3 separate regions of the Homo sapiens genome follow, and all the other regions are linked to region 1. Evidence: chromatin loops called from intact Hi-C (ENCODE). Cell type or tissue: MCF 10A. All regions are shown on one strand. Region 1 has its middle 6.6 kb from the start of CT47C1. Region 2 overlaps DOCK11 (dedicator of cytokinesis 11). Region 3 has its middle 18 kb from the start of PGRMC1.

The links. Peaks named below come from ENCODE experiments on the same cell type or tissue, not always from the same donor. Only the 100,000 strongest peaks of a DNase experiment are listed, where the experiment ranks them.
Region 2: it touches region 1 in a loop (26-fold over the local background); 2 of 110 quality-filtered maps call a loop at or near these places.
Region 3: it touches region 1 in a loop (12-fold over the local background); 4 of 110 quality-filtered maps call a loop at or near these places.

Annotation. Positions count from the first base shown.
Region 1 is chrX:119,062,346-119,070,345 of GRCh38, reverse strand. No RefSeq gene overlaps it. Among named protein-coding and RNA genes, the nearest start is that of CT47C1, 6.6 kb to the left of the region's middle. In MCF 10A, a CTCF peak has its summit at 3,116; a DNase peak (open chromatin) is centred at 3,115.
Region 2 is chrX:118,624,038-118,632,037 of GRCh38, reverse strand. It overlaps DOCK11 (dedicator of cytokinesis 11), which reads right to left. Exons shown (of 53, transcript NM_144658.4): 32 at 7,383-7,499; 33 at 4,459-4,534; 34 at 3,766-3,875; 35 at 1,548-1,659. Among named protein-coding and RNA genes, the nearest start is that of IL13RA1, 100 kb to the left of the region's middle. In MCF 10A, a CTCF peak has its summit at 4,500; no DNase peak of the experiment used is centred here.
Region 3 is chrX:119,213,843-119,221,842 of GRCh38, reverse strand. It overlaps the pseudogene NUDT19P1 and the pseudogene HNRNPA1P28. Among named protein-coding and RNA genes, the nearest start is that of PGRMC1, 18 kb to the left of the region's middle. In MCF 10A, a CTCF peak has its summit at 3,395 (motif pointing right); no DNase peak of the experiment used is centred here.

The DNA of each region.
Region 1 (8,000 bases):
CTCAGCCCCTGGGAGTGGAGTTGCATGTCAGGGCTCCATCCTTCTGATTCTGGGCAAGTCTGCACCACCACAGGCTCCTTTTCACTTACAGGCTTATCTAGCTTGTGGGGTTTATGCCTTTCTTGCATCATCAGTCTTCTTTCCTACACTGAAGTTTGTTCATCATTCTTCGTGACTTTAACATCCACAGGGATGACTTATCCCATGACCTGGAATTCCACTTCCGTGACCTCCTCATCTGATCTTTTCTACAAACTTACATCAGATACTTACCCCCATGGTCCTACACTAGCCTTTTCCATTACCAGAAATGGCACCATTTAGAAAATTTCTTCTCTACTGCTACAATGTTTCAATCCCATCAGATTATTTCCCCAATCTGCTGACCTAGCCACTTTTTCACTCTACCTTCCTACCATCTTCTTCATTTGCCTACTTACCCAGTTTAAATTCCATCCATTATGTGTTGCTATTATCACAGGCAGAATGCTGGCCTCCCCAAAGATGCCCATGTCCTAATCCCCAGAACCCTGTGGGTCTGTTAGGTTACCTGGCAGAGGGGAATTAAGGTTGCAGATGGAGTTAGTGTTGCTAATCAGTTGACTTTAGGATAGGGAGATTATTCTGGATTAGTCAGATAGGCCCAATGCAGTCACAAGCATCCTTAAAAGTGGGAGAGGGAATTAGAAGAGAGAACCAAAGAGATGGCAGCATGAGAAAGACTTGGCCTGATGTTGCTGGCTTTAAAGATGGAGGAAGGAAACTATAAGCCAGTGAAAGTGGGCAGGCTGTAGAAGCTGGAAAAGTCAAAGAAACAGATTCTCCTCTAGAGTCTCCAGAAGGAATACAGCTCTGCCCACACCTTGATTTCAGCTCAATGACACTTCTGACCTCTGCAACTCTAATATTTTAAGTCTGTATTTTAAGCCACAAAGTTTGTGGTGATTTGTTACAGCAGCAATAGGAAACTGATACCTACTCACTCACTCCATTCCCTTTCTCCTCTTAGCTGTCTATCATATCTACTAGGCAAAACCCCAAACTCTAGTTGAATTGCACTATATTACTTTTTCCTTGCCACTAAATGAAGCAGATAAAAATATTGAAAGTTGGTTGACTAAATTCACTAAAAATTTGTGGTCATGAGCACGCTCAAGACTGCTTGGCAACCACAGTTTCACTACACTTTCCCTCCACCCTAAATCTTTGACAATTTTGCCATTGAACACACAAACGTTTCTGTTTCTCAGCTTCTACATTTCCAATAATTTGCCATCTACCCTACCTCATCCACTTACTCTCAGGACCATGCCAAGGATCCTAGACCTTTCTTAATGAAAATATACATCACTCCCAAAATCTCAAGATTAAAAAATCTTAAGAATTCCACACTCTGACCACCACTTCTTATTTTTCCAGTTTGGTGCCCTTGCTCCGACTATGGTCTGCAATGACCACCATGTGGTCAAAGCCATCAGTCTCTTTCTATTCTCAGTTTTCTTGATCCTTCAGCAGCAGCTACCCACATTACTCTTCCTTAAACAGCCCCTTTCAGGATTTCTGTGGCATTACAGTTTTCTGAGTTTTCTCCTCTTTGGCCACTCTTTACCTCATTCCCCCAAACTAGAGTTTCTCTGGGCTCTGTTCTGGGACTTTGCCTTTCTATACTCCCTTCCCTCAGTGATCTAATCTTTGTTTCAAGGCCTTGAAGATAACCCAATGATTATAATTTCCAAATTGATATCTGTGTCTCAAACCCCTCTTCCAAGTTTATAACAAATTTGACTTGGCATCTCCACTTGAGTATCTCACAGATCTCTCCAACTTGAAGTAGCTAAAATGTCATTCTGGATTTGCTCCTCCTCTCTGCTTGTTCTTTCCTCTTAGGAAATGGCACTTCTACCCACCAAGATGCTTTCATCGGAAACCTGGTTGCCCTCTTTAATTCTTTTCTACATCCATTCCATCTGTCGGCTTACCTCCTAAACGTCTCTCAAATCTGTCCACTTCTCATCTCTTCAACTATTAATACTCTCATTCTAATGCAAACCTTTAGCATTTCTGATTTGACTACTCAATAGCCTCCTAACTGGTTTTTCCCCTTCCAGTGGATTCTCTGCACAACTAGAGAGTTTTTTAAAGAATATAATTCATATCTTTCAGTCATCCTGTTTAAAAACCTTCACTGGCTTCTTGTGAATTAAATAAGATACAAACTCCTTATCTTACCCCATAAGACCCTTTGTGATCTAGTCTTTTCCTGGCACTGTTCTCATAATTTCTAGAATACATGTTCTTGCCTACACATGAAATTCCATCTGCTGGAACAATCCCCTTACCCCCTACTCTCATGTAAGATCGTGCAGATTGTTCTCTACACAAAGGTATCCAGCTGAGGTGTAGGGTGGGCCGAAATCTAGCCTGCAGTCCTCTTGCCAAGCTGTGCTCCTTGGTGTGCAAGACCTTGCTTCTACTCTTCCCATGGCTGGCTTCTTCTCAACCTTCAAGTCTTGGCTTCAATGTCAACTCCTCAAAGAGGCCTTCTCTGACCTCAGTTATTTTCTGTCTCACTGCCATATCTGTCTACTACCTTCATAGAACCTATCACCATCTGTAAGTATAGATTTGCTGTCTTTCTCCCTGTAAGCTCCATGAGAACAGACATCTTGTTTGTCTTGTGCCATGCTATATCACCACAGCACCTAATACATAATCATGCACTGAGAAGTGATAGTTGATGAGAAAGAAGGAAACTCCTGAGAAGAGAATGCAAAGAGCAAAGAGAGGGTCTAGGTTCTGCTTTGCCCAGGTGCCTCCTGCCACACTGATTGGCATCAGAAAAAGCCTTCATGTCATAGAGAAACCACAAGTGTGGCCAGAAATTCTCAAATGTGGCAGCACATCAGAATCTCATGGGGATTAAATTAAAAAGTCTTCATATCATAGAGAAAGCACAAGTTTGGCCTGAAATTCTCAAATGTGGCATCACATCAAAACCTCGTGGGGATTAAATAAAATAACATAACCGCCTCTCCTCTGTCTTTCAAGGTTCTGATTCATTGGGTCCGGGTGGCTGCTGCAGACACTCTCGGTGCACTACCGAGAGACTGCCACTGAGTGGTGCTGTATGACTCTGTTTCAGAGTAGAGGTCGCACTTCGCTCCAAGAGAAGGCATAATTTATAGAAGGATTTTTTTTTTTTTTTTTTTTTAGCTACTCTGACCTCAGATCTTCTCATTCCAGGAGGGTGGCCCAGGCAGTGCCTCCAGAAATGTTTAAGTTTTGGTTTCTTTTCTGTGCCCTTCCAGATTCACAATAAGGACATCTGTCCTTACCTAAAAGCTTCCCCTCACCTCTCCTAACCCACCCCCACAAAGCTCTACCAATATCCTCTTACCTTCTGCCCAAAACTTCCCGTACTTTTCTTCTCTTATCTTTTACCTCTTTATCTTGTCTTCCTCTTCTTTTTCTGGGAATCACTCTTCCTCAGTTTCCTTACTTGTAACCGGAGGATAAGGGTGGCATTGTGAGGATCTAAGGAGATACCACCTACCAAACTGCATTGATCTAACTTGGCATGTATTATCTTCATAGATTTTTACACCAATGCCATTCTAATCCACACAGTGATGGTAGCTTCTCTATTCAAGCAAACACAATTTTATTAATGCATATTTTCAAGAACACGTATTATAAGTGAAATACATCTGAAGAGGATTTAGAGAGAAGATTCGTATGCGCTACTACCCTGCTTTTTGCAACTGGTCATGAACCAGCCTCTGAGTGAACTGGAGGGGAAGGCACGGAAGAGGTAACAGAAGGGGCTAGGAAAAAGATTCTTCCAGGGCCTTAATCAGCCTGAAATGCTTTGGAACCAGCTGACCTAATAATTCTTCAGAGACTGTCAGTGCACTGGTGCCCAATGAATGCCTCCATACAAAGCTGCAAGCCCACTATCTATGGCAGTCTAGGACTGGGAAAGAACAAAGCAAGGTTATAACGGAGTGGACCTCAGTTCAAAGAAATGAGAACAAAAATCAGGCCACTCTTGGCCAGATAGATAGATAGATAGATAGATAGATAGATAGATAGATAGATAGATAATGATTTCCCCTTCCTCTATATTCCAAATGGCTTGCAGAAGGGGTTCTTGTTTCTCATGGCAGGGCTATCGATGGGGCAATTGAAGGAGCTACTGTAAAGGACTGTAACTAAAGAACATTTCAAGATAGCTCCATGGGCTCTTTGACAGGTCTAGTTCAGGAAGCCCCATGCCAACAACCAAACAACTCCCTTTGCAGTACAGCCCACAGCTCATCCTCTGGGCTGGTTTAGCTTCAAATGACCATTTGGCACTGTTTGGCAACAGGTTGCCTCACCAGCCCACTGACCTCCAGAGTCTTCTGGAAGTTAAAAGGACACACATTCACTACCATAAGTTCTAAAAACCTATAGCAGTTCCCACTCAAGCCACTCCACTGACAGTTGGAGCGGGTGGGGAGAGATGCGGGAGGGCTGAAAAGGGAAATGTTGCATACAGAGAGCTTATTTGAAATGCATTAGGGTGCTTTCTCTTTGAAGGAATTTGCAGGCAAGGGTTTTGTAAAGGAAAAAGTGCTTTGGTATGCGGGTAATATGCAGTCATTTATCTGTGTAGTAAGCTTAGATCTTATCCATCACATTTTTTTTTTTTTACCCTTGAGCTCATCTCTATTAGGGAGATTCTGATTTCTCCAACTCCTTGAGAGGCACCTCAGGTCCAGGGAAAAAATGAATAAGGATGACTTTCTCCAGAGGATGGTACGTTTTAATTCCAGATGTCCCTGCTGTGAATATAAAACAAAGAATTTGTCAAACTCGGGGGCTGAACTGCCTGGATTTTAACCCAAGCTCTGCCACTTAGTACCTGCGTGATCTTGGGTAGTTATTTAGCCTCCCTGAACTTCAGTGGGTTTTTTAAAATACGAAAAATGTAGATAATAAGAGCACTTATCACATAGGCTTGTTGTGAGTGTTAAATGAACTAATATATGTAAAATCTTAGAACAAAGCCTGGCACATAAGCAACATATGGGTCCTCAGCATATAATTCCTGCCCTCGAGTAGCTTGGAGTTCAGCTGGGGGGACAAAACCTATGCATTAAAGGTTAAATAGCAGTACATGCTACCGCTTCACTAGACCATATGTAGTGTTAGGCCTTAGGATATGGTAGTGAGCCGGAGAGTCTTGATATAACCAGAAAATGTCAAAGAAACAGATCAAACAGTAAAGGCACCGAGATCAGAGTAGTGAGAAAGTATTTTGGTGTGGAGTGGTCAGAGATGTCTTCGTAGAAGAGGTAGGACTTGGCCCAGAAATAGAGCAGGGGTTGGATAGATGGAAACAGAGCAATGCAGTGGGGTCAGAGAACAGGGCTTTGGAGGTAGAACACCTGTGGGATGGATGGAGGTATTCAGGAGCCTATTTGAAATGCACTTAAGGTAGCTCCCTGCACATGCCCTTCTGGTAAAATACTCATATGAGAAAGAGAAAAGCATCTCCTACCATCCAGGAGTTGGACTAGTACCATCAGCTAGGCCTTGCTGTTGCTAGGAGCTGGCCTAGCACTAGCAGCAACACCAAACTAGGTCTTGTTGTTCTGTTGAACATAAATCCACAGAATGCCAATATCAGACAAGGCAACTCTGTGACTATGATGGATCAAGGCAGAAGCAAGATAACTCTGTAATGGCTGAAACCAGACAAAATGTGAACACTGTCCAAACCACAGAAATGACAAAACATCCCTCTCCCAGCTAAAATGAATGACTGCTACTCTTTACTAACTAGAGCTGTAGCTTCCCTCTACTCTACCCTCCCTCTAGCTAAAACTTATTGAAATACTTGATCACAGAATTGTTCTACTGTCTGACAGCATCCAATATAGGGCAAACCATAGCTTTTTTTGACCTTCCCCCAGTCATCTAGCCAATGCCCAAATCCTATAACAAATCTTTTCTAACATACTGTTCTTGAGATGCCTCACAGTTCTTCACGGTGTACATGCCCCCTCACTTCAACAAGTAATAAACCCAGGTTGATCAACATGTGTGTGCCTAGTGATCTTTGGCCAAAAGACATTGACAATATCACTAAAATGATTGAGGGGTATGGATGCATCCCTCCTACTAGGGTTCATTTAAAAAATTCCATGAAACAAAGAAATGTCTGAAATAAGTGCAGCCCCACCTCATACAACACAGCATGGTAAGTAAAATGACAGAGGCAATCACAGAGCACTGTAGGGATACAAGAGGGACTTCTTTCAGCAACTTTTCCTTAGCAACCATTGTCAGGCACCGGGGATATAACAGGGAACACGATAGACAGATAAAAGAAAGAAAAATGCTGGGAGCAGTGATTCATGCCTGTAATCCCAGAACTTTGGGAGGCCGAAGCAGGTGGATCACCCGAGGTCAGGAGTTCGAGACCAGCCTGGCCAACATGGTAAAACCCTGTCTCTACTGAAAAATACAAAACTAGCCAGGTGTGGTGATGCGCGCCTGTGATACCAGCTACTCGAGAGGCTGGGGCAGGAGAATTGCTTGAACTCGGGAGGTGGAGTTTGCAGTGAGTAGAGATCGCACCATTGCACTCCAGCCTGGGCAACAGAGCAAGACTACATCTCAAAAAAAAAAAGACAGATAGATAGATAGATAGATAGATAGATAGGTAGATAGATAGACAGATAAAAGATAGATAGGACAGATAAGAAGAGAGAGAGAGAGTCCCTGCTCAATGAACGAAGGAAGAGTACTGCAAATGTTTGAAAACCAGAAACAGCAAGTATGTTCATTAACAGGGGACCATCGTCAGAGACAGTGTAACCTAGTGGTTGAGAGCACAGCTTGTGGATCCAACCTGCCTTGGTTTCTATCTCAGCACTACTACTCAGCAGCTGCCAATAGAGCACAATCTCACAATCTACTGTGCATAGAAATTTCCTTTTTTACTGATCACTCCCCAGTGAGGGGTGGTAGGGAGGTAGCTCAGCTCCTGTCTGCTGCTGTTCCTACACCAACACTTGAACAAGGTCTTTCCGCTTCCAAACAAGACATTCACCCAAGGCTGCTTTTTCTCTGTAATCTCTGGCTGAGGGCCCAGGGAAGATAAGTCTAGACTTCAGGCTGGTTAAATACAGAGCCCAACATAATGTACACATGGTTTTAGCATCCAGGAGAAAATTGCAATTGGTGTTTGTGCAAGGAGCTCTTGAAGCCATTTTTTAAGCGCTTTACAGGGACACAGACTTTATGTCATCCCCACGCCCATTCTCAATTGCATGTTTTTGAACACACGTTTGGTTCTAAACTATGCTAACCCACTGAGAGGGCTGGGGGAGGAGTATGACTAAGGTTATCTGACACCAACCTTATTCTCAAGGAGTAGACAGCCTGATTGGGGAGAGAGCCAATCGCTGACAAACGGAGCAAGAACATAGACCCAGAAGAATGTGCTAAATTACATGGCCTCTGAAAGGCCACCTGAACTTGTATCATAAATACAGGAGGAATTCTCACAGGAAGAGCTCACTGTGGGCCAAGTGAGTCTAAGACGGTTTTGTGGAGGAAGAACTGGGGATAAAATACAATTTAGATAGAAGGATTTTCAGGGGGCATTTCCTGCCTTAAATTATCTTTGGTATAAAATGAATTGGGATAATTAATTTTGAGGAAATTGTGCAAAAATGTTCCTTTGAAACCATTGAAGCCAATCTAGGGTGTTCCAAAAACAGTGCCAGAAATGGTCACTTTTTACTGCAATCCCAGCTCTCCTGGGAAATGTTGCCAAGCAGCTGGCTGCACATTTAGCCAAATATAAATTTTCCCACATATGGAAAAATCATAGAATTACATGTGTATAAAGGCCTGCTACCTCTGATTTGAAGAGTCTCCAGGGAAAATTCCTGAACTATCACCATTAGCAAACCCCCACCTTTCACAAGTGCCAAATATTCATC
Region 2 (8,000 bases), 440 kb after region 1:
GGTTGCAGTGAGCTGAGATCCTGCCACTGCACTCCAGCCTAGGCGACAGAGTGAGACTCCATCTTCAAAACAAAAACAGTCATGGTTTTACCCATGACATTAAAAATAACAACCAGAGACTTGTCTCTGGTTAGTATAGAATGTGATGTATATGTGTGTGTATGTGTGTGTGAGACCTACAGTGGAGGAGGGGAGAGAACTAGTCAGCAATGCAGCTTTTCCCCTCCTCCTACCTTCTCTCTCTTTCCCTCATTCTTTGGGCTGTGGTGGTATTCAACCGCTTTTTTGTTCACTTCTGCTTTTTTTCTAATGTATCTCTTGGACCTATTTTTTTTAAGGCTAGTCAAGTGGCAATGGGAGTGGAGAACAGATAAAGATTGGGCCTCTTTTTAAAAAAAAACATTTACTGAGAGATTCATTTATCATAAAAATGCCCACATAAATAGCCCACAATATTACAATAGTTTATAGTTTATTCAAAGACTAAGGAAACCTTCACCACAGTTTTAGAACATTTTCATTGCCTTAAGAAGAAACTCCATAAATGTTAGCAATTTCCAGATTCCACAACATAATGTTTGATATTTATGCTAAATCGTACATTCCTAGAACTTGAATATTCCAGTTATTTTTATTTTATTAATGAACTTTAGAATTTACTCATATCTAGCTATTTATTTTAATGTTTCTATAGCTACTTAGATATCAACTTATTTTATGTCTTTACATCCTGCATTATTATAAAATATTTAAAACGAAATAATTACTAAAAATAAAAAAATAGAAAATGAGTAAAAGATAGCAATCACTATGATGATCCCAGGTGCTTTTATGTTTTCCATTTTTGCATTTTTTTTTTTTAAGCAAAAGTATTGCGAAAAGGAAGAGAAGGGAGGGAACTGTCTAAGTAAATGTGGTATTTGGAAATAACCTGCTTTTACTTCCCGAGGACATGCAGTTTATGAAAGTCCTTCGGTTGTATTCCATCATATAGTGTAAAGAGGAACTGGTGACACTAGTAAATACGGCTCTATACCAAGGAGAAAAAACAGAGCCCGACAAAGAACGCGATACCAGACAATATCATACAGTGTTGCTGCAAAGATAATGATGACATTCCCTACCCTTCAAGAACTCTTCCTGTCTTTTTGTTTCTTATTTGTCAAATCCTGGGTTAAATAAAAGCTGAAGTATTAAATATGAATTCTGGTGGTTATTATTTCCTTTCAGTTACATTGGTCATTTAATGAATTAAATGCTCTGCATGAAAACAAAATGTTTAGCACTTCTAAAACCATTGCCTCATTTTAGAAATTCATTTGCAAAATTATGTTAAAATTATTTCAAAGACTCGAACTTGTGTGACTGACATGAACCTATTTTGAAGTTCAATTTAAGAAACATTTTAAAGTCAGAGTCTCCAAATAACTGTTTATAATGTGCATGTGCTCTGCCTCCAGATGATGATCAAATATTGTTGCATGAATTTGTGAACCTGTGAGGGTGTATGTCTAGTACAGTCCATGCTTAATATGATGGTAACTCACCTTCTGAAATCATTTTTACTATATACAGGTAGCACATCAGGAGGCTTCTGATTTCATACTGATCCAGGCGGTTATACTGGGATACACTACTCCTTGTAGAACTCTGTCGGGTCTGTAAGGACAGGATGTTCGTGAAATAGTATCAGTACAATTTTCCACAGCCTTTAACTCAGTAACTCTTTTTTTATCATTAGATCTGTTTGGGAAAATTCTAAACATAAATCTAAATTTTATATCACAACTTGAAGGTGAATGGGCTGAATCTTTCTTTCCTAGTAATAGCTAGTAATATCACTAGAAATTACCTTGGAGTCTTCACAAAGATATAGCCATGAATACTGTGTTTCATTCTCATATGCCATGTGTTTTAGTGGTAAAATTTTAAAATAATCATGGCTATTTAAGGAAAGATAGCTTTTACATGGAGTGAAAGCATAAGAAACATCTTAAACTTTTTCATTTGAATCTTTCCTTAGAGTTTATTAAAATCCAACCTCCAAATCATACATTAGAAAATCTATCTTAAGGGCTAATAAAACCAGGCGCAGTAGCCCACACCTGTAGACCCAGCGTTTTGGGACGCTCAGGTGGGAGGATCACTTGAGGCCAGGAGTTTAATACCAGCCTGGGCAATATAGCAAAACCTGTCTCTACAAAAAAAAAAAAAAAAAAAATTTAGCTGGGTGTGATGGTGCATGCCTGTAGTCCTAGCTACTCAGGAGGCTGAGGCAGGAAGACTGCTTGAGCCCAGGAGTTCAAGGCTGCAGTGAGCACTGATCGTGTCACTGCACTCCAGCCTGGGTGACAGAGCAAGACCCTATTTCTAAAAACTATAAATAAATTAAAAAATGGGCTAATTATATTACGATAATTACACTTAGGAGTACCCAATAATACTTCAAAATTAGTACCTCTACAAAGTACTGATGTGTTCCTATTATTTAATGACTTTTTAAAAAATATCAGAAATTAAGCATGACAAGATCTGACTTATTTGGGGATTTATATGAATAGAATAACAATAATCTAAAAAATTTAAAAACTAATACTTTCAGTTGAGCTAAACTGGGGATGCACCATTGACTAGGGTGGAATTTACTAAGGAAGAACTTTTACTTGGAGCAAACAGACCTAGGTTCTGATTGCTTGCCTAGCTACTATGTGACTACTAGCAAGTCATTCAACCTCTCTGACCTTTATTTGCCTTAGCTATGACAGTACCTGTTGTCACAATTTCTAAATGGTGTAAAAGAGAAACATTTGTGAATAAATTACTGTTTACCCAAAGGCTCAAGGAACCAGTGGAAGTATAGTCCACTGGTTCTCAAGGGTAACAATACCCAACCAGCAGCATCAACATCACCTGGGAACTTAGAAATACATGTTAGCAGGCCCTATTCCAGACTTACTGAATCTCACCCTGGGGTGAGGCCCAGACATCTATTTTTTAAGCCCTCCAGGTGATGCTGATGTACACTAAGAGCACCATGATATAGGAGACAAAGTGCTCATATTAGAAAATCTGGGTTCGAGTATGGTCCTGCCATAGCTGGTTGTTCTAAGTCATAATCCCAATTTTCATTTGTAAATTGAGAGTTGGAATTTATTGTTCTTATAGTCCCTTCTAATATAATTTTATACGATTCAATGATTTTACATAACAACATGGCAAAACTTTACTCGTCTAAAATGAGGTCTTTCTGCCTTAAGGCAGTCACATCTCAAACTTTAATGGTAGGCGTGAAACGACTTGATAGAAGAGTTGGGAGGATATATTCTGATTAAGTGATGCTGGGACCCTAAGATTGTCAATTTTGGGACCTATATTTTTTCCTCCCAAATTAATATCATTACTCTATTACAAAAGAATGAAAGACTGCATTAATCCTGCCAGGATGTGCTTCGTTTTAAATAACAAGGCACATTAGATATTTTAAACTTGAATTTCTCCTCACTAAAATAGCGTGCTAGGGTTAAAGGAGATATTCAGAGTTAGAACTCTTGAGGATGAATGCCTTATTCTCTATAAATAGTTTAAGACATTGAAGTAGCAGCTGCCACTATAGGAAGATACTGCTAAAATATCTAAGAATTATGGGATGCTTTTCGCAGAGCCAGGATGGACTACAGGTGAGTACAGATGCTCATATTTATACTATAAAAAAATTGTTGCAGGCTAATGTGTCACTAGGGTCATCCTATATATTTAAGTTCTTACATTTTCACCAGTGTTGCCCTGATCTGGAAATCCTGTTGCTCCTTCTGGGATGAGGGAACCTCTTGAATCTTCTCTCTTAATTCCATGTCCATTTTGAAAAGACCCATAAGCTGGGGAAAAAAAAAAGTCAAGCCCTTGTTGGCAAGAGGGGGAACTGTCAGAAATATTTAAAAAGTACGGAACTAATTTAAGTAGAGACATTAATGTAGGGAATAGATCTTGGACATCTAAAATGTGAAGTTTATTATATCAAAACACCATAAGAAACCATGTAAAAGTGAAGCAACTTTTCACCTTTCAAAACACTTTAGCATGTACAAAATGACAAGAAATTCCTTGGAAGCCGTAAAATAAAGCCACACAATTTAAAAGACAATTTTATAGACAAGGAAACTTGAGCCCATAGATGGGAGTATCTGGCTTAAAACTGGTGACAGATAAGAAGAGTGGAAACCAGTATTTTTCTCATTATCCTCTATTTTCTCAGTATGCCAAGCTATGTTCTAAATAAGCTTAGACAAGGAAACCTAGGCAAATAAATTTGACTGCAAGTATAAGTCAGATTTTAATTAAACTTTAGTAGAGATCAAGCTATGTATGGTCTTTATTATGAAATATATCAAAAATACTGAGAAGTAGAGGGTACATGTCTAAACACCCACGCAATGTATCATCTCCAAAAGGTTTAATTACCGGTGTCTTTGTCAGTGCTCAGACTCCCTCTATTGGCAGGTGAAGTAAAGCCACATGGAAACTCATCTCTGGATGCCTGTAACAGAATATGATACCTGTGTCATTTAAACAAATTCGTATATAGGATAAGAAATCTGAATTAACAGAATAAAATGTTACATTGATTTTAAACAAAGCTCACTGTGAAAGTCTAAATCAGATACTAGTAATTAGTATTTAGGTGACTCTTTTTTAAAAAAAAAAAGCTACTAGCATACTGTTGTAACCATGACCTCTAGCCAAGTGACATAATTCTAGATAGCTGCAACTGGTACAGCTGCAACTGGTACAGTCTTTTTTGTTTTCGTTTTCTGAGACAGGGTCTTGCTGTGTAGTCCAGGCTAGAGTGCGGTGGCATGATCATAGCTCACTGTAGCCTCAACCTCCTGGGCTCAAGTGACCCTCTCACTTCAGCCTCCAGATTAGCCAGGACTACAGGTATACACCACCACACCCAGCTAATTTTTCATTTTTTTAGAGATGGGGTTTTCCCATGTTGCCTAGGTTGGTCTCAAACTCCTGGACTCAAGTGATCCTCCTGCCTTGGCCTCCCCAAGTGCTGGGATTACAGGCATGTGCCACGGCGCCCAGCCTGGTAAAGTCTTAACATGATTCAGTTCTCCTCCTTAGAACCAGGGCAATGCTAGAAGAAGGTGTGTGACCAGAAGCCCTAGGGAAACTTGAGCTGCAAAGAATACAGAGAAGTGAAATATTTCCAAATAATGCTGTCAAATCTATGTGGAGGGAGCATAAGCATGAGATACTGTATTTGTAAAGTGAGACCAGCCTGACACTCAGGTAGGTGTAGTATCCACATTCAGCCAGTTGACATGACTGGGAGTCACAGGGAAGCAAGCCACTAGAAAAGCTTAAAAGCAACGTCCTCAGGAACACAGGACAGGCATGACAAATTGGCTGTAGCATTTCATAGGGGGAATTTGCAGAGGAAGCTGTAAATGACACAGTTTAACCTGCTACCCAACAATATTACGTGGCCAGCCAAAGTGCAAAGGTGATCTTGGGCCATACAGAACATGGATGGGGGCAGAAGTTAACAGTCCACTGGGCAGACTATAAAGTGTATAATTTGGACATTGTATTTTAATAGGGTTACTGGTAAACTGAAGCATATTTGGAAAAGGGGTGACCACGAAAGCAAAGGGTTTTGGGGACCGGGCACAGTGGCTCATGCCTATAATTCCAGCACTTTGGGAGGCTGAGGCAGGCAGATCACTTGAGGTCAGGATTTCAAGACCAGCTTGGCCAACATGGTGAAACCCCCCGTCTCTACTAAAAGTACAAAAAAAATTAGCCGGGCGTGGTGGCGCATGCCTGTAGTCCCAGCTACTCAGGAGGCTGAGGCAGGAGAATCACTTGAACCCAGGAGGCAGAGATTGCAGTGAGCTGAGATCATGCCACTGCACTTTAGCCTGGGTGACAGACTTAGACTCTGTCTCAAAAAAAAAAAAAAAAAAGTAAAGGATTTGGAATGACAGATTAGTGGAGATATTTGGTGGCTTGGAGAAAAATTTAGAAGGCACAAGTGGAAAGGGTACATTTGGAGGTGGGAACAGATGTGTTTCATGTGTCTCTAGAAGACAAAAGTAAGACCAGTGGATAGAAAACCTTTTAGGTCTAATGTGAGAAGGAATGTTTAAATTATTACAATGGCAAAAGGTTGTTTTGCCAAATAGGAGACTGATCACCTCCAAAGTTCCTTCTAATTCTTAAAATTCTAAGGGGAGCAAAAAAAGCACAGACCAATTGTGATAAACTAAAAGAGTCTCACCAAGAAGTGCTGAAGGAGACTACTAAGGGAAAGGAGAAGCAAAGGAATACAGTTTAGTCCCCAGTGCCTAATATCTTGGAAGTAGAGAATCTTTTGTTCAGTTTAAGTTGAATAAATGTATGAAGCCATACAACAACAGAAAATGTTAAGAACGAAAACACAGCGTTCAAAGGATTTGTGGTGTTCTCTTGGAATTTGTTTTCCAAAGTGCAATCTTTGGACCAGAAGCAGCCAAAAGCTTGTTAGAAATGCATGCTCTCAAGTCCCACCCCAGGTCTATTGAATTAAAATCTGTTGGCTAGGTGTGGTGCCTCACGCCTGTAATCCTAGCACTTTGGGGGCCGTGGTGGGTAGATCACCTGAGGTCAGATGTTCCAGACCAGCCTGGCTAACATGGTGAAACACCGTCTCTACTAAATATACAAAAAAATTAGCCAGGCATGGTGGCGGGCACCTGTAGTCCCAGCTATTCAGGAGGCTGAGGCAGGAGAATCCCTTGAACCCAGGAGGCGGAGGTTGCAGTGAGCCGAGATCACGCCACTGCACTCCAGCCTGGGCGACAGAGCGAGACTCTGTCTCAAAAAAAAAAAAACCTGTTTTAACAAATTCCCCAGGTGATTCATATGCAGATTAAAGTTTGCAAAGCACTGTATTAGGAAAAACAGTGTACATGGAGTAAAAACTGAACTCTTGGCTGGGCACGGTGGCTCATGCCTGTAATCCCAGCACTTCACGGGGCTGAGAGGGGAGGATTCCTTGAGCTCAGGAGTTTGAGATCAGCCTGGGCTGCACAGTGAGACCCTGTCTCTGCTAAAAATGAAAAACATTAGCTGGGCATGGTGGCGTATGCCTGTAGTCCCAGCCACTCGGGAGGCCAAAGCAGGAGGATCACTTGAGCACAGGAGTTTGAGACTACAGTGAACTATGATTGTGCCACTACACTCCAGCCTGGGTGATAGAGCGAGACTCTGGCTCAAAAAAAAAAAAAAAAAAAAAAGTGAACTCTTAAGGTTGAGATCATATAGCATATGACCCCAATTCCAAATGCATTCAATAAAATAGGATAAAACTCCAACAGAAACACATTACTACTTACAGAATTAGGCATGGCTGCACAAGAATACAAGGTATCTCGACCTGCTAATCGCTGTATATTTTCCAAAAGTAGTCCAACAAAGGGGAGGTACAATTGTGCTATTTTGGCTTGTTGGTTCTGAAAAATAATTATTGAAAGCTTAATACGTATATAATATGTATATATTACAAATAAATGGAGTTGGCTTCATATATCAATTTAAAGACTAAAAAGTAGGCTAACATCCATAACAAATTACTGAAGCATGAATCTCTTTATACTTATAGTCTGAAAACTAATTACCACAGAACTTTGTTGGCCTTTGGATTTATCCATGATACAGACTCAAATTACATCCCTCAAACATAATGACATGAAGTAAAAGGTTTTTGTAAAAAATAGAAGTTGGCCTATAAAGCAGATGATATTATTCCTGTTTTTCAGCTCCAGTGAGCGTTGAGCTTCATGAGAGCAGGGACAGTGTCTGTCTTGTTCACTGCTTCATCCCCAATGCCTGGGCACATAGCAGATGGTCAATACATATTAGCTGAAGGAATGAATGAGTAAGTGGAAGAAGTGAAAAAATGGTAAGTTACTGTATTCATTCAGGAAACATTTTTTGCTTCCATTAAAGCTACA
Region 3 (8,000 bases), 150 kb before region 1:
GCCACCACTGTGCTTGGCTGAGTTCACAAATCTGTTGTAACCTGTAGCTTCCCTGGCACTTCTCTGGCTCTCCTCTCCTGCTAAGCTTTGTTTCCTAATTTAAATCTTCTGCCACTGCCACAGCTACTGCTGCTACTGGAACCGCCATAGCCACCTTGGTTTCATGGTTTGGCAAAGTATTGGCCTCCACCATCATAGGGGCCAGAGCTTCTGCCTCCAAAATTTCCTCCCTTCATGGGTCCAAAATTTGAAGACTGATTGTTGTAATTGCCAAAATCACTGTAGCTTCCACCACCTGCAAAATTGCTTCCATCATTACCAAATCCATTATAGCCATCCCCACGCCACCATATCCACCACCACCACCACAGCCGCCACCAAAACCACCACGATCACTGAAGTTTCTTCTATGACCAAAGTTGTCATTCCCACTGAAACCACGTCCAAGACCACCACCAAAGTTTCCAGAACCACTTTGTCCTCTTTGGCTGGATGAAGCCAGTCGCCATCTCTTGCTTTGACAGGGCTTTCCTAACCTCACAGTTGTGGCCATTCACAGTATGGTATTTCTGAATGACAAGCTTATCCACAGAGTCATGGTCGTCAAAGGTTACAAAGGCAAAGCCCCTTTTCTTGCCACTGCCTTGGTCAGTCATGATTTCAGTCACTTCAATTTTTCACTGTTCAAAATAATCTCTTAAGTGATGTTCTTCAGTATCTTCTTTAATGCCACCAACAAATATCTTTTTCACAGTTAAGTGGGCACCTGGTCTTTGAGAATCTTCTCTTGAGACAGCTCTCTTTGGTTCCACAACTCTTCCATCCACCTTGTGTGGCCTTGCATTCATGGCTGCATCCACCTCCTCCACAGTGGCATATGTGACAAACCCACAACCCCTGGAGTGCTTGAAGTTTGGATCTCTCATTACCACACAGTCCGTGAGCATTCCCCATTGCTCACAATGGCTCCTCAGGCTCTCATCGGTTGTTTCAAAGCTCAACCCTCCGATGAAGAGCTTCCTCTGCTGTTCAGGCTCTTTAGGAGACTTTGACTTAGACATGACGGAAGGGAGAAGAGAGACTTTAACGATGCTTCTTCGGCGGCGTCCATGGGCAGAAAGGCCCTTATTTTATTCTTTAAACCTTACAGTGTGCCACATGTATGAGGTTTGTAAAGTATTAATGATCTTGTTAACCAAAACAAGAAAAAAAATTTCACAAGGGTTCCCACTTCTGTATTGTTTTATTATCTCAAAAGTTTAAATAAGATGTTCTGCTGCTGTTGTTCTTGATGTCCACTGTTTTAGCACCTTCCCTGATGTGCTTAGGAAGTTGATCGATGAATTTCTTAGACTTTCTGTTGGAATTACTTTAAGGGTGTCTTATTAGATGGTGAAAATTAGACTGAGACACCCTTCAAGTGACCATGTCATTGTTTTCTTGCTATGTCTTTAGCTTGATGATTAAGATACAATTCTTTTAAAAACCAAATAGCATTAGTTATGTTTCCCAAATTAGAAATCTATTTTAGTTAATGTTTTAAAGAAACACGAAGCCATAGCAAAAATCATTATTGTTTTTACTCCTGAGTGTTAATGAATGTAAAGAGGTTACAGATGTAGTGTTTAATTAATGATGTTTATTTTTTCTATATTTAACATAAGTAATTTTTCATTGTCTTTAAAGAGGAATGTTTATTGATTAAAGGTGAGAAATGATAGTTAAGACACCAATTCTGTGTCAAGATCTTTGACTGTATTATGCATTGTACAATTGACTTCATTTTTCATGAAATGCCTTAGTTTTCCTACTATAAAATAAAGACAATGATGAATTAAAACAAAACAAAACAAAAGAATAGAACACCATACCTGCAGCCCAGGGAAGCTGAGCCACTACCACTGCCACCATAAACTGACTCTCAGCAACCATGAAACTAGAGACTGAGACATGGAAACACTGACTTAGGTTGCTGCAATTATTGCAAAAGTCCCTTGACTGCCATCTCTGTCTCCTCTGCCCCCTCCTCAAACTTGCATATACACACACACACTCCAGCCAACACATAACACTTGGTATGTGCAAAGCACTATTCCAAGTTCCATTCTTATTACTATTATTATGCCATTTTACGGAGGAGTAAACTGAGGTAGAGAGAGGTTAAGTAGCCTAAGATTACAGTTAGTGAGTTGTATATGCTATTATCTGCCCTGCTCTTATCTCTGAACATTTCTTTGTCAGTTTTCCACGTATCTAGAATTCTTCATGAACATATTTTTAATGACTGTATAAGATGCTATCATATGTATTTGCCACAATTTATTTGGCCATTCTCTTATCTTGCATATTTAGATTTATTTCCAATTTTTCTTTATGAACAGTAACTGCAATGAGCACTCTGCATACAAATTATTTTGCCTATTTCTGATCATTTTCTTAGGATACACTCCTTAAAATTCAGCTCTTGGGTCATAGGCTATGAAGATTCCTAAAAACAGTATTTGAGGGTCAGCAGTTGTGAATATTTTTAATCCACTTGAGTATATTAATGGGCATACCAACCAGTAATATGCAAGAGTACTCGTCTCACTGTACCCTCCACACTTAAACCGGGCATTTTCATCTTTTCAAGTTTTTGCTATAAGTATGCTGCATGTAATATTGGCATGCTCATACTAAAAATGTGTTCATTGTTTTTCTGAAATTCCAACTTAACTGTGTCTCCTGTATTTTATCCAGTAACCCTACTTGATGTGGATGTCCAAACTCTCTTCTTTTTTGAGGTATTCCTCCATTGTGAGCCTGGAAAACAAGGCTGAGGCCTCTTACTGTGGAAACTAAGGGAAGCACATATTCCCTCTCCACAAGCCCTGAGTGGTCAGGGAGTCCATAGGGGACCCAGGCTCTTACTGAAGACTTTGGATCTTGAGAGGTTTATACAAAAAGTGGCCATTTTGAATTCATTCATAGAAACTGCATCTAGCAGACCAGAATGTCAGATCAGTAGAGTCCAGATGTAGCAGTGTTTTGTGGTGGTGGTGTGTAGAGGCAGTGAAGGTGGTTGTTGCCAGTAGTGACATACCAACCAAGCTGGTCCTATGGCAAATCTTGACTGAGGTCCTCCCATGATTCCTGATCATTTCTTTATCCTGGTTTACCTGCCTTTCTGTTGATTCTGTGAAATGCCCAATAATTTGCTAAATTCAGCCAGAGTCAGTTTCTGTCTTTTGCAACCAAGATCCCTGACATTTATAAATAAAAGCCCAGATAGGCTGGAGAAAATTTGAAATCATGATATTTCCAAACTCCTTTTGTATTCCTAAAATTGGAATTTTAAAAATTCTCCTCACCAAATGACTGTTGTTCAAGGGAAAGGGATTTGGCATTTTCCAAAATAAGCACTAGATGGTGCTATGAGGTAATATGTTCTTGATTGTGTCGTTGCCCAAATAATAAGGATTAAGATCGCCAATAACACTATCACCAAGGATACTGTCAACAAGAATAGCTAAAATTAATTGAGTGCCTCATATATGCCAGAAACTGTTCTACATGTTTGATAGAGTTGTAAACCAAAAATAAAATTCTAACCCCCCAACGAACTGATGGACTCTCCCCTCGGCTAAGTGAATTCCAAAGCCAACTTGAAAAACTAGTTCAGGCCATGATGGGAAGTGGATGTCAGACATGCTTCATTATAACCTTCTCCATTTTGGAATTCAGGCACAGCTGACCAGCATTAATATCAATACAGAGACATTAAGACTGTTAGAGGCCAGGCGCAGTGGCTCACGCCTGTAATCCCAGCACTTTGGGAGGCCAAGGCAGGTGGATCACCTGAGGTCAGGAGTTCGAGACCAGCCTGACCAACATGGTGAAATCTCATCTCTACTAAATACAAAAAATTAGCTGGGTATGGTGGAGCATGCCTGTAATCCCAGCTACTTGGGAGGCTGAGGCAGGAGAATCACTTGAACCCGGGAGGCGGAGGTTTCAGTGAGCCAAAAGATTGTGCCACTGCACTCCAGCCTGGGAGACAAGAGCGAAACTCTGTCAAAAAAAAAAAAAAAAAAAGAAGACTGATAGAACAGACTCTTTAAGTTTGATAAGAAACATTTACAATCTATTCTCTCTGAAGCCTGCTACCTGGAGGCTCCATCTACATGACAAAACCTTGGTCTCCACAATCCCTTATAGTAACCTAGACATTCCTTTCCATTGAGTTCAAGTCTTTAGATAATAACTCTTTCAACCAATTGGCAATCAGAAAATCTTTGAATCCGTCTATGACTTAGAAGCAACCCCCTCACCTCTGCCCCTGCTTCCAGATGTCTCCACTTTTCCAGATAGAACCAATGTACATCTTACCTGTATTAATTGATATGTCTCCTTAAAATGTATAAAACCAAGCTGTAGCCCAACCACCTTGGGCACATGTTCTCAGGATCTCCTGGGGCTTGTGTCATGGGCCATTGGCCACTCATATTTGGCTCAGAATACATCTCTTCAAATATTTTACAGTTTGACTCTTCATTGACAGAGTGAACTCATTTCTTACAACCAATAAAGCAAGTAATTTTATTAACACATTTTACAGAAGAAGAAATCAAGGCACATTCAGTTTAGCTAACTTATCCAAGATCAGAAAATCATTTACTGATGAAGATAAGATTTGAACCAAAGAAGCCTGGCTCCAGAGGCTGTACTCTGAACCAAAATGCTCTACTACCTGTCATAATTATATAATATAGCCAACATTTACTGATGGTCAACAGTGAGCCAGGCATTTTGCACAATGGAGTCATTATTGTCATTTTCCATATGAGCGAACTGAGGCTCCAAAAGGCTAAGTAATTCATGTTTCCATAGACACAGAGACAAAGCTGAGAGCATTTGTAAATGTAATTCCATGATGTTAGTAATGAAACAAAAATAAATACATAGATAAGATACTAATGTTTGTCACTTTAGAGAGTAATTCCACTTCAGGCAGAGGGAAAGATATACTTTGAAAATGATTGATTTACATTCCAATTGTTCTGTGATAAAATAAAAAAAATACGATTGGCATGGTAAATGATTCCTTTTCATTTCAGCTCTTCAGTGTGGACAAAATATTTTCCCTCTTTTGATACTTCCCTTTAGGAGCCAAAGACGGTGTGAAAGCCAAAGGTAGAATTAGAGCCTGGCTTATTTGGGCTTTTGCATTTCTCATTATGAGGATGAGTATGTCTCATGATCAAAGTAGATGAATTAGGCAGCACCCAAAACATGTAACTTAGGTAGGCTCTGGGCAGGAACCGGCCCTCCTAACAAAATGATTGTAATATTTGTCTGGAAATGTGAACTAAGTTAAATAGCTAAGAAAAGTTTGAGGCAGAGGAGTAATGCTATCAAAATGTATTATAAAACTGCAACATTTAAAGCAGTGATAGTGCTGCAAGAAGAGGCAGATCAATGGGTCAGATAGAGAGCCTACAAACAAAATAAAGCAAAAATATGTGTGTATATGTACAAGTGTATACATACATATATATGAATTTATAAGGTAAAGGAAAGATCACAATTCAATGGGAAAGGGAAGGATTATTCAATAAGTGGTACAGGGATGATTTGCAATCTGGGAAAAAACAATCACATCATTTACTGAAATAAGTTACCATTTATTTCTCCCAACTGAAACCTCCTTTGCAAAAAATATATCAGTGAGAAAATTATGGCAACGTGGTGGGGGACTGGAGATCTGATCTGGCCAACCTCCCTTTTGCCTTTAGCCTTCAAGCTGCTTTTAATTAATCCCAGGCTTAAGCCAAGCTAACTTTGGGAGGCATTTAGTTTATAGCTTAAATGATAATAGTTTTTCACCATAACTCATAGCCTTTGTAAAGCTAAGGACAGACCACCAGGCTAAGAGGATAAGAGGAGCCTGAATTCTGCTAAGGTGCAGACGTAAACAATTACCCACCATTATTCCCGGGGTCACAAGATATGCAACTTTCCCAATTACTGCTGCAGATGACATCCCTATTGCAGAACTTAAGATTGGCCTTTTGAAATACTTTTTCAGGTTCGTTGCATGTCTGCCACCGATAGTTCCACCTGGACCTGTCAACCACTCCTGTGGTCCTACCCAGAAGCAACTCAGGGCAAGAAGACAGCTTCGACTCCCTATGATTTAATCTCTGATCCAACTAAACTGCACTCCCCATCCCTAGCCCCCTGCCCACGAAATTATCTTTGAAAAACCCCTAACCTCCAACACTTCCGCCTCTGGTCAATTAAACTCTTTCTTTACTGTAATGTCTTGAATTTATTTTGTTTTTGCACTGGGCAGGAAGAAGCCTTAGGTCAGTTACATAACTGCAACTTTGTATCTTTTGACAAACATCTCCCCATTCTCAACCCCCACCGCCACCCCCAGCCTCTGGTAACCACCATTCTATTCTTGCCTCTTATGAGTTAGATTGTTTTAGATTCCACACATAAGTCAGAACATGTGGTATTTGTCTTTCTGTGCCTGGCAGCAAAGATGTTTTAAAAATCATGACCCTCAACATTATAAAGCTCTTTCATGTACTGGTGAGGAGGAAAAATTGCTCTGGCCTTTCTGGGTGGCAGTTTGGCAAGATGAAAGAACCTTAAGAAATTTTGGGTCTTTTGTACTAAAAATGTCATGTCTAGCAATTTTTCTTAAGGAAATAGTGGTAGTACAGATAAAGATTGTGGTACAAAGATATTATTCATGTCAGCCTTGTGAATAACTAGAGGAGAACCATTAAGAGAATAGTTACATTATGGGACAACCATATGATAGAATGTCATGCAGCCATCAGAAACGATGTTTACAAAGATTTTTTTAATGACACAGGAAACCATAGATAATAAATTAGATAATCAAGATAAACAAATTTCAAACACTCATCAGACCTATAAACAGGTAACAGATTTATTCAGTGATTAAAAACCTCCTTAACACCCGTATTCCTTGCCTGCACTTTTAATAAAGAAGAGTCATTTTGTGATGAAACAAACTATAGAAAGTTTGAGGTTCAGGTTCTGGACCATCACAACCCTGGAGATAAGTAAGGTTTGTCTTCCCCTTCCCCTTTATATGCTTTTGATTATCTCGGGGCACTATTTTCTCTTTCCAGTGGCCTCCTGCTATCGCTTTCCCCTCTGGCAAATTTTTTTCTAAGGCAAAGAGCAAGTAAACTAATTTATACACACTTATACTTGGCTGAGAATATATAATTTTTTCCCAGGAATATTTGCATGCTAATAGAGGCCAAAGCCTAAGCTAATAGAATGAATCCCTGATAGCCTGGCATTCAAAGCCATTCACTACAACCCCCTACCAGTCTTCTCACTACTCCCCTATGTAAACTACACTACAGAAACAGTCTCTTGTTCTTCCAGACCAAGGGATCTACTTATTGCACCCTGTTCGCTGCATCTTCCACCACCAAGTGCTGGAGTTTCCCAGGATTCCCTTCCATTTAGAAGCTTTCTTGCCTACCAACTCAACTCTTACTTATCCTTCAGGCCCACCTACATCCATCACATCAGTTCAGGCCATTTTGAAAAACACAAGGTATTTCAAAAGGATCCACCACACCTACATCCACCACATCACTCCTGAATTCTTCTTTCATTTATTCTTTAACTCAGTTTCATTTATTTTTTAATTCTTTAATTGAGCACCTACCATCTTCCTGGCACTGTTCTAGGTACAGGAGACATGGTGGTGGTTAAAACATACATGGACTCTGGCGTCATGAAACTTAGTTTATTGGGAAACATCAACATCAAATAAGTAATCAAACACATGTAATAATTGTACATTGTGATAAATGCAGTGAAGGAAAAAACAGGGTGCAGTGAGAGAGTAATGAGGTCAGGAGAAAACAGCTTCCTTGAGTAGCCCAACTGTCCCTGACCTCTCCCTAAGTTAATCCCCTAAAGACTTACTGTGTTCAGATACCCACTCAAATATGTATTTG